Regions from separate parts of the Mus musculus genome. Here region 1 is linked to region 2. A link is a loop called in an ENCODE intact Hi-C map of the cell type or tissue named here. Cell type or tissue: left cerebral cortex. All regions are shown on one strand. Each heading gives the region's core, and the rest is flanking DNA. Links, peaks and the distances in the headings are about the cores only.

Region 1 (8,343 bases), core at 240-8,239, 59 kb after region 2:
TCAGCTGCATGGGTAACGATGCAGAATTATCTGTGTGATATATGTTTATGCATGAAATAAAAGCAAAAGATATAGGATGCTCATCCTCGGGGAATAGAGACGTAAGTCATCTCTGATGCGAGGTTCCTTTTCACTTGATGTATTCCTGTGGTCATGAAACATTTTGTTTCTAGTAATATTAACAAACTTTGTTAATATTAAGTTACTGTATATAGCAATATACAGGTTAAAATGTCACTTTATAAAGTTAATTTTGTTAGAGTTACTTACAAAGATATGTAGAGAAAAAAATTCATGAATTAACCAAATTCTCCTTGTAACTTGTTCCATCCTTCCTTTGCTATTTCCTTCCTCCTCATTTCCCAACTCTCTTGAGTCTACTGGATCCTAAGCATTGTAGAATGACTGATTTTACACCAGGATAGAAAAGACACAGAGCACTATCAGGGACCACTTTTCTGAACTTTTATACCTAGAGGTTATTAAGAATAAAGAACCAAGAGTCTCAAAGAATGGGGGATGGGAGATCATGATGATGATAGTGGTCACCCTCCATGAAGGGACTGAGATCACAAAAGGAACTGTGCAGAGTAGAAGACAAAGGGTCAAGACAGGGAAGACAGAGACTCTGGGTGAGAATGAGAGAGGGAAGAGGAGCGTGAGGAGCATGAAGAGTGTGAGGAGATGTAAGAGACAGGAACAAGTGAGGAAAGCAGATTTTGTAAGTGCTTCCAAACCCCTCATTCCATATGTACTTTAGGTAAAAATGACGGGTTTAGAGGTGAGGACTTTGTTTTTAATTTCATGCTCAAATACTGTCTTTACATCATTTCTACCCCTCCCTCTCCCCCTCCAACTCTTTCTATGCCTTCCAAACCCTCCCAAATTCATGACGTGTTCTTTAATCATTATTGGTAAGTATGCATAAATAACTTCAGGCTGCTGAGTGTTACTCTTATTTATTTGTGTTCAGTGACAATCATTCCCTCTTTCAGCAGCCATTAAGTTTCTCCAACCCTTCATCTAAGGTGGAACCTTGTATGAGATTTCTTCCATCCATGTTGGCATATCAGCTGCCATTATTAATATCCAGATTGTATATAAGTGACCAGATTTTTGAGGTTTCATGGGTATGGATTTCCTCATAAGTATAGAAAACACACTCTCCAAAGAGACCCCCTTATCTTTCCCATCTTTTAACTTTCCCATACCCTTTTCCCTAGTTTTCCCTTAACTTAGAGATTGTGTTGTAGATACAACAATAGTGTTGTTCTCTGTGTTGTATTCACTTATGGATTCTATAATAGTCTCTGCTGCAGAATGAATCCCAAATATCCATGGTCCTGGGTCTTACAGGAGAACTTACTGCTGCCTCCTTTCAAATCAAGCTGAGCTACACTCCAGCTGCTACTCCTTACGCTCACAGAGAAGGACATTTTGATTTTGATAACTAAGTTGCTCTGTTGTACTTTGTCTCTTGTGCAATGTAAAGCCCTGAAATTATTAGATCTGTGAATGCACAGAAAATATAACTAAAATAGTATCTGAACTGTCTAGTTCACACTTATTATTCTTTATTATAATTCTTTTGAACAAAAATGCTTAAAATAACTTATTTTTGTATTTTTTAATCATGGTTACCTGCCTTAGATATTTTGAGCATCTAATATTATTTATTTTTAGTGAGAAATCTATAAAGTGTACCTACCTTGTTGTAACTTTTATGTTTAACAGATGCCAAATTTCACTTCTATATTTTGTACATTTGTGTGTGGGGGGGAGCATAGAGATGGACAATCGTCTCTGGGAATCTGTAATATTTTACTATTTCAACACATAATGCAGTCTGATTTTTGTTTGTAATGACTTTAGGAAGGACATGTTCACCACGTCCCTTCTAAATGGAGCACTAGTACTAAGATCAATGTTTTCTCTCTTCAGTTGTTTTTACCTACACTTCTCTGAAAAGGTGAGGTGGGAGAGGGAAGAAGCAATATACTTCTGTTGCTCTTTCTCTTTGCAAATCTTACCCTACCTTTCTAATTACAGTCATCATGAACAAAAACGGGTGTTGAATTTCTTACAAGTAAAGTGGTGTACATAGGTACACAACCTATGTATAGTGGGAACCATATTTCTCTAAATAATAGGGGATTTTGCTGTTCTCTGTTGATGATCATTTAGGTCTTGGTTGGCTGGTTAGTTGGTTGGTGGTGATAGGGGTAGGTGTGTGTGTGTGTGTGTGTGTGTGTGTGTGTGTGTGTTATGAAAAACTGATTTCACCCTATAGTCCAGGCTAGCCTCAAACTCATGGCAATCCTCTGCCCCAGCCTTCCAAGAACAGGGCTTATAGGTACCACACACCACAGCAAGATTCCTGCTCTGCTATTTCTGTTTCCTTGGGTGGTGCAAGCACTGAAATGTGGCAGAACCTATTTTTCTACTGCACTAAAGATAGGTATCTGTCTAACCTAGATACAGCTCAGGGTGATCTCAAAGGGAGGGCAAACTCTTTCCCTGGAGCAACTAGACACAGAAAACTGACACCCACCCTGCCTGCCCACTTCCTGGGAGAAGGGCCAGGGAGGGCATCCCTGGGAACAAATGTGCCTTTCACAGGTGCAAAGGTCTGGCAGGGGGAGCCTGTGGGGCAGGGAGCTGATATTGAAAACAATGTGCTTCCCTTCCTGTCAGTCATTTTGCCCTGACTTTTCTCACCATTGAATCAATGGTGTTAATTGTCTTGGGAGCATGGTACTTGCCATCTAGAACAAAGAACCCATTGCTCAGCATGAATTTCAAACTAGCTTTTTCAAAAATGTCCATGGTCTTAAAAGCCTAGCTTTGTTGAACTCCATAAAAGATTTCTAAATTCCAAAAATGTCTTTCTACATGTCCCTAGTGAAGCTTGGTGGTCTGATCACAGAAGTTTACTATCCTCTGAAACCTAAAAACCGTCCCGCTAAACAGACCCAAAATGCTTTCCAAATTTGCGAGGAACTTATAGTAATTTACAAACCTAGATCTAGGGATTGGAATATCTTTGAGATCTTGGGGATGGTGATCCAATATCTTCAAAGATACTTCTAGAGTCTGGGAGATCAGCAAATATAGTAATTTCAGATATTTCAACAAATGGCCGTTTCATTGATCTTGTTTACAACTTAAAATTGCCAGCAAAAGAATACTATTGCCAATGGGAAATTTAGGAAGAGCCTTGGGTATTTCCAATTGGATTCCACAACCTGTTCTGGGAAACAGGGTTCTATGTGGCTAGAATATAGTTTCAGAGACAGAATAGGATGAACAGAATAAGCTTAGAAAATGTTTGCAATTTGCAAATGTTTGTTTATTCATATGTTTTTCCATTATGAATAGTCTTTGACTATCTACTGCTTTAGCTATAGTATGATGATAAGACGCTGAACTGTATAGATGAGCTGAGCACCTCTAAAAAAGGAAAGTTTATATAATGTGTTGTGATCACAAAAAGAAAGAACTATAAGAATACGTTCTGACAGAGTGTGGGGGAAGGGTGTGTCTCAGCGGGCCCACGCTGAGACATCCCTTCCCCCAAGAGACCAGTCACTGTATAGTATAGAACAGAGTTTATTTAAGGCATGGGGAGGGAAGTTAACAGAGTAATATAGGCAAAGAAAGTCAGAGAAAGGAGAGTGAAGAGAAGTGGAAGCTGCCATGAAGAGAGGGGAGGAAGGGAATGGGGAGAGAAGGGGCAAGCAGGAAGCAAGAGTAAGGGAGACAAGAGAGTAAGAGAAAGAGGAAGGGCCAAGCAGCCCTTTTATAGTGGGCGAGGCCTACCTGACTGTTGCAGGTAACTGTGGGGAGGAGCATACCTGGCTCCTGTCAGGAGCTGTGGGGTTAGAGTTTAGACAATACCAACATAAAGCACATCCATCTACATTGCCTCCCAATTTTCCAACTCGAGTGTTATTGGCCTCTCAGTTATTATGCCCAAACATGAATTTTTATTTCTTTATGTTAGTGTTCTACGTCAGGGTTAATGATATCCTAAAAGGGCACCAAAGTCATAATGTGTTCTGTGCAGTCTTTGCTTCTTAATTCTTCTCTCATGCATTATATCTCAACTGCAGCTTTCCCTCCGTCCCCGCCCCCAGGTCCACTCATTCCTCCTCCTTTTCCCTGCTGCAAAAGAGCAGGCCTCCCAGTCATACCAACTGCCTGAGGCATAACACGTTTCCGTATGTCTAGGCACAAACCCTCATATCAAGGTTGGATGAAGCAACCAAGTAGCAGGGAAAGGGTCTGAAAGTCAGACAAAAGAGTCAGAAACACCCCCACTCCCACTTTTGGGAGTCCCACAAGAACACCAAGCTACACAACCATAAGGTATGTGCAGAGTTCTTAGCTCAGGCCCATGGCGAGCCTGTGAATGTTGCTTCAGGCTCTGTGATCCCCTATAAGAACTGATTAGCTGATTCTGTAGACCCTGTTTTCCTGGTGTTCTCTACCCTCTGGCTCCTATGAGCTTTCCTCTCCATCTTCTGTAGGGTTCCCCTGTATCTGCCTAATGTTTGGCTGTGGGTCCCTGCATCTGTGCCCATTAGTTGTGGGATAATACTTCTGATGGCAGTTGTGCTCGGCACCAATTTGTTATTAGCAGAGTAAACATTAGGAAGCATTGCACTGAACTTTTTTTTTTTCCCAGTCATGTTTGGTTCTGTCCTCAGTCTCTGATTCCTTGCAATCTAGGCAGTGTCAGCCATGACTTCCTCTCATGATGTGGATTTCAATTTGGATCAATCATTGGCTGGTCATTCCCATACATTCTGCACCACCATTACCCTCAGCACATCTCACAGGAAGGAGAGACTGTAGGTCAAAGGATGGATTGGTCTCTCAGTCTCACTGCTGGAAACCTTGTTTGATTACAATTACTAGGACACTTCACTAGGGCCACTCTCATAGATTCCAGGAAGTTTCTGAAGCACTAGGTTTCTACATTGTCCCCTAAATACCTCCCATCCCAGATGATTCTCCCTGCACTCTCTCCCTCCACCCTCCCATCTCCCATGGGTCCTTTTTGTTCTCTTCACTACCCACTCCCAGTCTACCTGCAAAGCAAAACTCATTCTATTTCTTCTTACCAGAGAGATACTTGTGCCCCACTTTGAGCTCTCCCTATTACTCAGCCTCTTTGGGTCTGTGAATATGATTAGTCTTTATTTAAAAGCTATTGTCTACTTATGGGTGAATACATACCACCTTTGTCTTTCTGGGTCTGGGTTACCTCTTACAGGAATGAGAATGATTTTTCTTTCTAGTTTTTAACACCTGAGTAATACTCCATTATGTAAATGTATCACACATTTTCTTCAATAGGAAAAGTCTTCCAAGCCTTGCATACTTAATGCCTTTAGTCATCATGTTCTAACTATCTCAGTTTGGACTTGGTTATTGAAGCAGAAAAGAACAGAAAATGGACCCTACAATAGGGCAGGGAATAAAGAGGACATGCCCACTACCTTGCTATAGATCAGGAAAAATGAGATATTAGATGTCAGGGTCAGTATAATAGAATTACCATGGATACCATAGGTCAGATTGCTTTGAAGAAATGGAACATGTAAATTGACACCCAGACTCGGACTTTAGCAGATAAATCCATCCTCAAACCTGAGGATGAAAGGAAGACTAAAGCTAACAACAAATGACTTTATGGTTGTGGCTAGTTTAAAGGAGATACTTTTCAATATAGATTCTTACTACCTAGAAAACTACTGATTCGTGGACACAAACCCTGAGCAGTGCTTGTAAGGAAGTCAACTGATGTGGCCAGGAATCTGCCTGGGTGGAAAGGACTCTGAGAAGCCCTCTACATACAGTCTTGGAAACTGGTTCACAGGACCATTTTATGAACCGCATAGAAAGGAGAACTAAAGGCAAATTTATTATTTTACAAGTCAGCATTGAGCAGTAAGACTGGAATGAGGGGATCTTGCTGCAGAGACTTTAATGCAATGAGGAGCTAGGTAAATAGGGCAGCTAGAAAGAGATGCCAGAGGGGGCGCTCTTTATCCTTCTTTACAGGGGTCTTCTACACAGCTATCATTTTCTCGGTATTATTTTTCTCAAAGTAAAAAGTGTTCTATAGACTATTTCTCTCTAGACTATTTTTACGGTTTTCTATTCAGTTGGAGGAAAAGCATTTTATTAAAAGCAGTAATTTGTTACTGCTCTAAATGATCTTTTATAGTTTCTAAAACCTCATGTCTTCTAGCTAAAGCAGACCTGAGAGTGAATTATTTGGCTACTGCAAGTCCTTGCCGGTGAACAAAGACATACAACATAATGTGCCCACTTCTGCTAATGCAGAGTAGCTGGGGTGTCTTGGCTAATTAGTATGCTGCTGTTAGTATCTTTCTCCTCTCTTTTGTTTTTTTTAGAAGGTCCCCCCCCCCTTTTAGGGAAAAAATAAATTACTGGCAAAGTTTTTGTTGTTGTTGTTGTTGTGGATGTTGTTGTTTGGGTTGGTTAGTTTGGTTTGGGGGTTTTGTTTTGTTTTGTTTTGTTTTTGAGGTTGCAAACAAAGCAGATACCTTCATGCATGCAGAATCCACACAAAGGCATATTGAAACACCTTCCCTCATCCCCTGCAAGGCGGTGTTCATCAGTGAACCTTAGGCTCACATTTCTGGCAGAATGGAGTATACCAGTGATGGAGTATTTTAATTTTACCATTTCTAACTTTCTTGGACCAGGCCTGGACCCTTGTCAGTGATATGGTGTGAAAGAGAGGAAATGGAGGCATTGGACTTGAACCCTCAGCCGCCTTCGCATCTGGGTTTGAACAACACACCTGAGTGAGGACGCCCTCCTGCTCCTCTGTCCTTCCTGCTCAGGACATCTGAGAAGGACCTTGGAAGTCCATGAAAGCCTCCCATATGTTGTCATTGAAAAGCTGTTAGGGGCTTTGCAGCTGACAGCGGTGCATCTAATTGCTGAATTATTAAATGAAAGTTCTCTGCCTAAAAAACAGCATCCTGTCACTCAAGAAATAAATAAATTCAAGTGAAAAGCAGAGGTGCGTTGAGGTCATCTCGCGCACTTCTGCAGACAAATTGGAACGACTCCAACACGAGGGGCAAGAAAACTTAATTGCCTCTGGTACCTGCTGGAAGCTTGACTTGAAATCTTACGCCACATGTGGCTTCAGCTCATGACAGCTGGGGACAGCAGCCCCGGCCTTTGGCTATTTCACATTTTTTGTTTTAGAATGAAAGATTCTTTGTGGAATGTGGACTAGTTCTCCTTTAAATGACTCACCTGCACAGAAATCATATCTGGGAGAGATTTCAACAGGGGAAATAAGGGCAGCTGGGCTCAGGTTAGAGGCCACGGAAAAGGAGATTGAGAATCATTGCCTTACAAAACAGGCAACTTGTGACGGAGCCCACTTCGTTCCTCGAAGTTTTCATGTCAGACTTCAGGCATCCTGTGCCTCCCTTGGTCTTCACAGAAGAGGGGCCAATATCATATTTTCCGGTTTTGCATTCATCTTCCCACATGACATTTCAGTTTCTTCTCAATGATAACAATAGATAGAAAATTAAAACAAGATGTGTATCAATGTTACATTTCCATTCTATTTGTTTGTTTAGTTAGTTAACTAGTTTAGTTAGTTAGCTAATTAGTTAATGAGTTGTTAGTTTGGGGATCAAACCCAGGCTTTTTTGGCAAATGCTCTACCGTAATTCATCCATATTCCCAGGACAGTTTTACATTTTGCTTATTTTATCCTATAGCTCCATTAGTTACATAGCATAGATAACACTCCTTGAGCAAACTACATGCTCAAAATAACATGGCTAGGCAGTGGATGAACAAGTATTTAAACCTAGAGAAGTGATCATCTTTAAGATTCACAGAGGTTGCTCTTGATTTACAATGGTTCCACTTAGAGGTTTTCATGCACTGGAATGGAAGCAATATGTACTCACTGAAAACCCTCCTATACATTGGAATTTGGCTTCTTTCCAGGGGTGGCAGTATGTGGTGTGCTGTTCTTTGGCAGTTCTGGCTAGCAGTGATGAGCTGCAGTTCCCGGTCAGCTGCAGGACAATGAGAAGCAGCAGTAGATGGTTCACTGGGCACTGCTCTGTGGAGTCCTAATGTTTGCAAGGTCAGTTCCATGCTCCATGCTTTCCATTCCAGATGTTTGCAAATTTCAGTAAGAGTATAAGATTTAACCTCATGATGATTAAGGACCAAGTATATACCTAAGTATTTTTAATTGGCCTTTTTTTTTTCTTTTCGCAATGATTTTACAAATGATACTAGGATGACAGTGACTTTGCCATGCAT
Region 2 (8,343 bases), core at 237-8,236:
TATATTTTTCTCTGAGACTTAATCAGCTGTGACGGTCTATATTAATTGGCATCTACTATAAGAAGTTTCACAAGGTCCCCAATGAAGGAGCCAGAGAAATACCCAGGGAGCTGAAGGGGATTGAAGCACCATAGAAGGAACATCGATATGAACTAACCAGTACCCCAAGAGCTTCTTGGACCTATACCAAGAAGAATCACCAATCAAAGAAAACATATGGTGGAACTTGTGGCTCTAGCTATATATGTAGCAGAGGATGGCCTAGTAGGTCATCAATGGGAGGAGAGGCCCTTGGTCCTGTGAAGGCTCTATGCCCCCGTATAGGGAAATGCCAGGACCAGAAATGGGAGTGGGTGGGTTGGGGAGCAGGGGGAGGGGATAGGGGATTTTTGGAGGGGAAACTAGGAAAGGGGATAACATTTGAAATGTAAATAAAGAAAATATCTAATAAAAAAAGAAAAAAAAAGGAAGTTTCCCTGAGGAGGATTAGAGATGTACTTATTTATGAGTGTAAAGATAGGATGTTAGAAGAGAGTTTATTACATTTTATATTTATCAGAATAGCATCAGATTCTCTTTGGTGGCCCTATGCAGATTTTTATCCCAGTTAGTTCCAGGAATGAGTTTTCCTGTTGGAGTGTATAAGTCCAGTCAGGAAGTGGTTAGTTACCTCAACAACACTTGTGCCACTGCTGCACCTGTGGACATATTTTTATCATGTCAGCCTTTATTGTACCTCACAGGTTTCGCAACCAGATGAGACTTGATTACTTTTGTCTCCATGTAGCCTGAATAGAATCTTCCAGCATTGTGAAAGCTAGCCAGGAAGAATAAGGCCTCCACATCAGTAGCAGTGTGATTTCTCCGTGTTCTGAAATTCAAGTATGTGATGTCTTTAGCACTAGAGTGTTATTATCAAAGTGCTTAAAATTAAACCTCATTGCCATAGGCCAAATTGAAAGACCTAGTTAATAATTTCAGATTAACCTGAAAATTATTTCCACTAATTAACTGCTTTGCATCTATAAACCCTTAAATGTCTAAAAGAATAATGTGGGGGTGGGGTGGGGTAAGGAGGGGCCATTCTACAACTAATAGCATCAGAACCAGTATCAACTAATCCCTGGAAATGCTTCCCCCCACCTCTGTGCACAATCCATCTGTTCAGTAGGTATTTGTCTCTTATGAGACCATAAGACACAATATTATCAAAAATTGCTGATATAGCTCAAGGTTCCTTCCTCTTTGGGTTGGATTGCTGATCTACTTAAAGTAATTGAGGAACTACAGTCCTTAAAGAAGGTGATTTCAGTTGTACTGCTAACAAGCCTAAGGCTTTACTGGGTATGCCAATATGGAATACTACTGAAGGCCTTCATTCACTTCTGTTCTAGACACGCCATGGCAATTTAGTGAAAACCAATGTTTTCTGAGAGTCAAAACATTCTGATGTCTGTTTTCATTAGGTTGCACGTTGCAGCACTCTCTTGTTGCTTGTGTTTCATAGTCCCTTTATGGTCTCTGTCATTCAAATAGCCCATCTTTAAGTGCTTAGTTCTACAGCAGTATTTCCTACTCCTAACTCTGGTCTCAAAGAATCATTCACATCAGAAATCTTCCCTCTCTAGCGTTTTCTGGCCGTGTAACCCAGGTTTGCCTCAAACTTTCCATGTCGAATGAGTTGAACTTGAACTCTTTCTCCTCCAATCTCACCCACCCAACCTTTGCAATTACAAGCATATACTACCATGGCCAAAATTCCAGTCAGGAATTTAGAACTTTGTACTTACTTTCTTTAATGAAGTCGTATGTTTCCCCCTAAAATATTCAAGGTACTATATAGTCATTATTCCTCTTTTTTCCCAAACACTGTGTCAGACATTTGCCAAAAGTATTTGCTCTTCTGAATCTTTAATTCCAGATGATTATAAATACTAATCTAATAATTTGCCACTTCACACCACAGACTATCAGTGTCACATTCATTAGTACCAGTAATTTCTCTAATACCATTATCTCTACTCATTCCAAAGAAACCATTCAATCTTTAAGATTCTGTACATATAGTCAACTTTAATGAATTGTAATTATCAGGGCTCATTCAACAGAAGTAGGGTCACTATGGATGTAAATGGATAGGCATTCACTATAGAAGCTAAACTACATAATTTTAAAAGTGTGATAAATGTCTAGAAATGATAGTCAAACTTCAGAGATCATGGAAAACTTTCCTGATGGATGGAAATGAGTGAAATAAAAATAGCTTAAAGAGAAATCTGAGATGCCAAAGCCATCACTAGCCTTTGGAGTCTCAAAGGGGTTGCTCACAAAGGCGTCATGGGGGAGCTGATCTCAGAGTCCTTTGCTTCTGGTCCCATTCATTTGATAGGTGCAGGTAAGCAAAGGACTTTGTTTTTCTCTTTGGAAAATAGCCTTGTCTTCGGGCTCCTTGATGGCTACTAACCTTAAAAACACTAATGATTGAAAGCAAACCAGGGCACAATATTTGTCCTTGCAAGGTGTCCTTTTTGGAAAGGCTTAAATGTGGATTGCTGTTATATAGGAATCTTCTTGAGAAGAAACCAAAGGAAATATTTCATGGTCTTATCAGAAGCCATAACTGAACTTTCCTGAGCAAATGATTTATTTTTAGAGACAAATACCAAATTTCATCTTAAAGTTTCTTTTGCTGATATAAACTCTGTTACTTTAACAGCAATTATATTTTTCTTATAGAGTTTTTTTAATACATTTTCATATTGATATCAGTCTTTACACAGCTTCCTTAAGGGTTTTATCTCCTATATTTATAAACATAATAGTTAGTATGTTTTTTGTTATTTTTAACAATACATATGACATATGTGTGTGTGTCTGTGTGTGGATATATGAATGTGAGCACAGGAGACTGTTGAATACACAGGCACTGGATCCCAATGGGGATACAAATGGTAATGAGTTGCCTGAGATGGATACTAGGAACGAAACTCAGGTCTTCTACAGGAGTGTTAATCTGTCTTAACTCCTGAGCCTCACTGACCTTTATGTTTCAATATTCCACATGAGATAATGCCAGAAAACACAAATGATAAATACATAATAAAATTATATTTATTAAACTTAAATTATTGTGGGAAAGAGGCAAACAACTATCACTTTTTTCTGATTCTGGGTAAGTAGCAGGCAGACATTGTGTTCCATTCTTTAAAACACTGAAGTCATTACTCATAGCTATATTCTTTGCCTTTCTTGACATTTAAACCTGAAACCAAATTTTTAGAAAATGGAAATTGTGGCGTGGGGGGAAAGTTAGGACGTATTCAAGCGCCACCTTCAGCACTCACTACTCTGAGCAGGGCTCTGGAAACTAATTTAAAAGTTTGTATCTCCAACAGTCAAAGGTGCACTGCCTATTACTTGTTAAGTTAAATTATTTGACCTAGAGGCAGCAAATAGGTTATGCTCTGTATTTAAAAAAAAATGAGTTTGGCTGTTAGGAATATTATACGTAGGTGAAACTCCATGTAATAGATGTGAAAGTCAACAAAAAAAAGTCTTAACTAGCGAAGACTCTGGTTTATGTGAAAGCAAACACTGCTCTTAGAATCTGCCACATTAAAAGAGGCTCTTATCAGACTCAGACTAGACAGATAAAAAAAAATCTAATTACAGAAGGAATATTTTTTAGAAAGCAGAAAGTGAAACTTTGATGAGTCACAGCCTCGTGAACTGGATGCAGCATGACAATGTGACTCACAGCTGTGGGTACCACATGCTCCTGAACTGATTTTAGCGAGACTGGCCTCTCCATGGGAACATCCACTCCCATCACTAGAAAAACTAGGACACATCTGCTTAAATTGCAGTATTCACAAAATTCAACTCTATTTTGTTTCATTCCAAGGAGATAGTTTCACATATTACCTAGGAAGCCTGTTGAAATAAAGAGTAAGTTCATTTCATTCATTTTCTGTCTTCTGAGAGCAGTATGCCTGGCTGGCCTTGTCCATTTCTACCTTCATATTGCTTACATCACCATGCACATTATCCTAGCATTCTGACCTCCTTCTTGGTCTATAACCAGACCCATTTGACTACAGCATGCACTTTGTTCTGAGTATTTCTTCTTCAGGTGTAACCTCAATACCATCCACTCAGTTCTTTCTTCCTGAATCCCGTTTTTCCCATTAAATGTCAGTTTCCAAGACAGGAGTTCTCTTCCCAAATCATTATCCATTCTATTGCAATTTTCACAATATGATTTTGACCATGGACATTGTTACTATTTGGATTATTTATGGATTACTGATAATGTAGTACATCAGTGTATATAAATTTTATAAGGAGAGAGAATATAGCCATCTGATGTACACCTATACTTCCTGCCTGTAGAACAATACTTGACACTAGGAACAGTGTGCTCCACAATAAATGGAGACAAGACAGAGATATGGCAGGAGCCTGTGGTTTATTGAGTGAGAAGGAAGGGATTAAGCATACCAAGTATCATACAGAGTCACATACCCTACATGACCTTTCTCAACACAAAAATAATTGCCATTGACACAGAAAAGAGAAGAGTCCTCTAGGCCTTCTGTTCTTCCTTGTATTATTAAGAAATTTAAGCACATTACATTATCCAACTCAATGAAAGCATCCACCTATTTTTACACTCCCTACCCTTTCTATGAGCCCCTTCTAATTCATCCTTAACAAAATTCCTTTCACAAACACACACACACACACACACACACACACACACACACACACACACACACACACATTTCTACTCCACCTTCAAGAAGCTCACCTTGTAAGAATCCTTTTTCATTGTCCTTTTATGTGTCAGCTATATTCACTTCTGCACCTCTCTTGCATCTGGTAATTAGCCTGGTGGTAGTATGGGTAGACTCTTTATGCCTAACTGATCACTGTCAATTTATACATCTCTAGTACAATCAAATTATAGGTAGTTCCTGTGTCTCCATACTCAATAATATTGGGGCATATTAATAAAACCAAGATTCATTCTTCCTTTAGAATTTCACTTCCAGAGACCTCATTTTACACTATCTAACTTAGTCTCCCATTGGTGTGGAAATACAGTAGAACCTATCATACCAACATTTTATACCGCATCCATATGTTCATCTAGATTACCTCTAAGCCTTATTTCTCATTCTTCTTCTCATACCTCATGGATCTTATATCACATCATTCTTTCTCCCTTCCAAGGTCCATCACACTGCACTTCTTAATTTCCTTATATAACCAGACTTGATTGGCAGTGATATTTTTGCAAATAAGCCTTTCTTACTAATAGTTTTAGGACAGATGTTCTTAAACTATGGGTTCTAACATATTTGAGATTTGAATGACCCTTTCACAGGGTTTGCTTAAGACTATCAGAAAAAAAACAAATATTTAGGTTAAGATTCATAGCAAAAGTAAAAACACAGTTATGAAGAAGCAACAAAAATAGTTTTACGGTTGAAGATCACCACAGCATGAATTACAGGTAACCAGCGTTAGGACGGGCGAGAACCTGTTTTAGGATTACCGAGGAGATTATTAGAAGTTAGAACCCATGGAATACATTTCTTAGAACTCACAAGTTGTGAAGATGAACCACAAGAAACTGTATTTCAGTGAGTTCCCTGGGAAGATTTTCAGCCACATTTGAGGGCTACAGAACCTAGACTCTTTCATATGAAATTTTTAGTTGTTGGTCCTCTTTCTCCTGTCAGAGTTATTATGAAAAATCCAAACCAAGTCTGATAAAACTCTATGATCACATCAGAGCCTGTACCCTAGCTGTTCTACACAGGGAATAATTTTAAAATGTAAGACCTGGTACTGCCTGCCATCTTCTGCTCTCATCATGACTATTTTCCATTCATTTGGCTCTGTAAGGTGGAACATCAAGTGCATTCTACTGGTGATCTTGTTTCTCTCATGTATAAAAGCAGTTCAAACAATCAGATGGTAGTGACTATGACTATAATACCCATGTGCTTGCATCTGAACTTCTATATCCTCCCTTACTTTATGTTCATTCTTCTATGGTCACCTAGAGTCTAGACCCTCTTGAAAGGCCAGATTAAATGAAATGTGTTAGGACTGACCTCTCACTGTGAAGTAGTATTCATTATTTCTTCCTCAGGAAAAATCCCCCTTATTTTAATTTGCAATATCTTCTATCATAAAAATTAGTCTTTCTTGCTGCCAAGTCACCCTCTAGACATTATCCAATCTCTCCTCCATTTTCTAGAGTGGGGTTTGGCAATTGTTTTCTAAAGGTGGAATGTAAATGACAACTTCAAAATATGATGGCCATACGATCTCTGTTGTTCCTATTTATGTCTCCCAATGGAGCACCAAAGAAATGATGAATGTTGCACATCTGGTTATCTTCTGATAAAGTTTCATGTATAAGGTCCATATTGCCATTCTCTGCTTTATAGAATAAGTTCTTAGAAGTCCTATTTCTGATGGTGGCATTTTAAATGCAGGCTTCCATTCCCAGATCCCTGGAAAATTACATTAAAGAAAAAACGAACAAACAAACAAACAAATATGAGTTACTAAAGGGATTAATGATCTTTGTGCTGTTAGCTTTGTTGGTGAGTCTCAATCTTTCTTCCCCTCCTCTCTCTCAATGCATTTATTTAGTCCTTTATTCATTCATTCATTTGTTGACAAGGGGTGGATTGTAGTGGCTATTCCTGGTTGTCAACTTGACTATATTTGGAATGAACTACAATCCGGAATTGGAAGGCTCACCAGTGACCCTTATCTGGAGGCTTGGAGATCCTTATCTGGATCTTGGTTTGGAGATCTTGAGCCATAGTGGCTATGGATTCCAGAAGATTGAATCTCCGAGTTTAAGGAACACACCTTTAATCTGGGCTACACCTTCTGCTGGAGACAATATAAGGACATTGGAAGAAGGGAGTCTAGCTCTTGCTCCTTCACCTGCTTGCTGCGTGAGACTGAGTAACTGCTAGATCCTTGGACTTCCATTCACAGCTGCGACTGAACCATTGTTGGGAATTGGGCTGCCGACTGTAAGTCATCAATAAATTCCTTTACTATCTAGAGACTGTCCATAAGTTCTGTGACTCTAGAGAACCCTGACTAATACACTTCTTTAACACTACTAACAACTATCAACATTTTTCAGAATTATATTACTTCCAGTACCTCCACTGCTACTATCAAAGAGCAAGTCTCAAATAATTCCTTGCTCAGGTTCTGACAAAAAGAAAGAAAGAAAGAAAGAAAGGAAGGAAGAAAGAAAGAAAGAAAGAAAGAAAGAAAGAAAGAAAGAAAGAAAGAAAGAAAGAAAGAAAGAAAGAAAGAAAGATAGGAAGAGTCAAAGCTAGCCAGCATTCTTTCTGTCTTACTCTGGGCTGATATTGTTGTGTTCCTTTCTAAAGATCACTAGTTAATTCCTATCACTTATCATCTTGGTGCTTTCCAAACAGGCTTCCCATCACCCAAAGCAAAGACCCAGATCTATACAGACATTTTCTCCAGGATTTCAGGTTAGCTGATTCACACTTCTTCACTGACTTCATTTTCTAGTTTCAAACCTTTGTCTCTGCTAACTTCCCTGAACTAGATTCCTAACCATATTAGATTCACTTCTGTCTGGCATATTTTACATTACTCTATCTCATATCTTTACAGCCCTTTTTCTTACTTATTTTTCCCCAGATTCTACTCAAAAGAAATATGAGAACTTTTGTGACCACACTTTAAAACATTAATGACCATCTGTTTTAGTTTAATTTCTGTAGTGATAAAATATCTTGACAAAAGCATATTTAAAAAGAGAATATTTGTTTTGCTAACAATTCCAGGTTTTAGCTAATCATTGGAGAGAAATCATAGAAGCAGGACCCTTAAACAGCTTGCCATACCATATACACAGTCAAGATTAGAGAAAAACAAGTTATTCGCTGGCACCTGTTGCTAGTTTTCTTTATTTGAATATAGTCCAGGAACCTCCGTGTAGAGAATGGTGCCTCCCAGAGTGGGCTATTTATTCACACATCAATTGACAATCAAGACAATCCCTTATATCCAAGCTTATAAGCCAATATGATCTCAGTAATTTCTCATTGTCTCTCTTTCAAGGTGATCTTCTTATGCCACGTTGGCAATTAAAACTAACCATCCTACCATCCCATTCTCTATCCCAACACCGATAATCTCCCTTATTTACTTTGGCTTTTAGTTACCTGCAAACAAGCCAGGCTGTTGCCAACACCATTAGTTGAGCTCCACAAACTGACAGCAAGGCTCTCTTGCTGTAGACAACACTTACACAACTCAATG

Evidence for each region. Hi-C counts contacts between places; a loop is a spot of excess contacts. Peaks named below come from ENCODE experiments on the same cell type or tissue, not always from the same donor. Only the 100,000 strongest peaks of a DNase experiment are listed, where the experiment ranks them.
Region 1: it touches region 2 in a loop (2.5-fold over the local background); 2 of 42 quality-filtered maps call a loop at or near these places.

The regions. Positions count from the first base shown.
Region 1 is chr7:69,170,419-69,178,761 of GRCm38, reverse strand. No RefSeq gene overlaps it. Among named protein-coding and RNA genes, the nearest start is that of Gm39029, 110 kb to the right of the region's middle. In left cerebral cortex, for the core only: no CTCF peak of the experiment used is centred there; DNase peaks (open chromatin) are centred at 2,504, 3,530 and 4,207.
Region 2 is chr7:69,228,921-69,237,263 of GRCm38, reverse strand. No RefSeq gene overlaps it. Among named protein-coding and RNA genes, the nearest start is that of Gm34838, 170 kb to the left of the region's middle. In left cerebral cortex, for the core only: no CTCF peak of the experiment used is centred there; DNase peaks (open chromatin) are centred at 3,313 and 3,762; H3K27ac peaks cover 1,427 bases.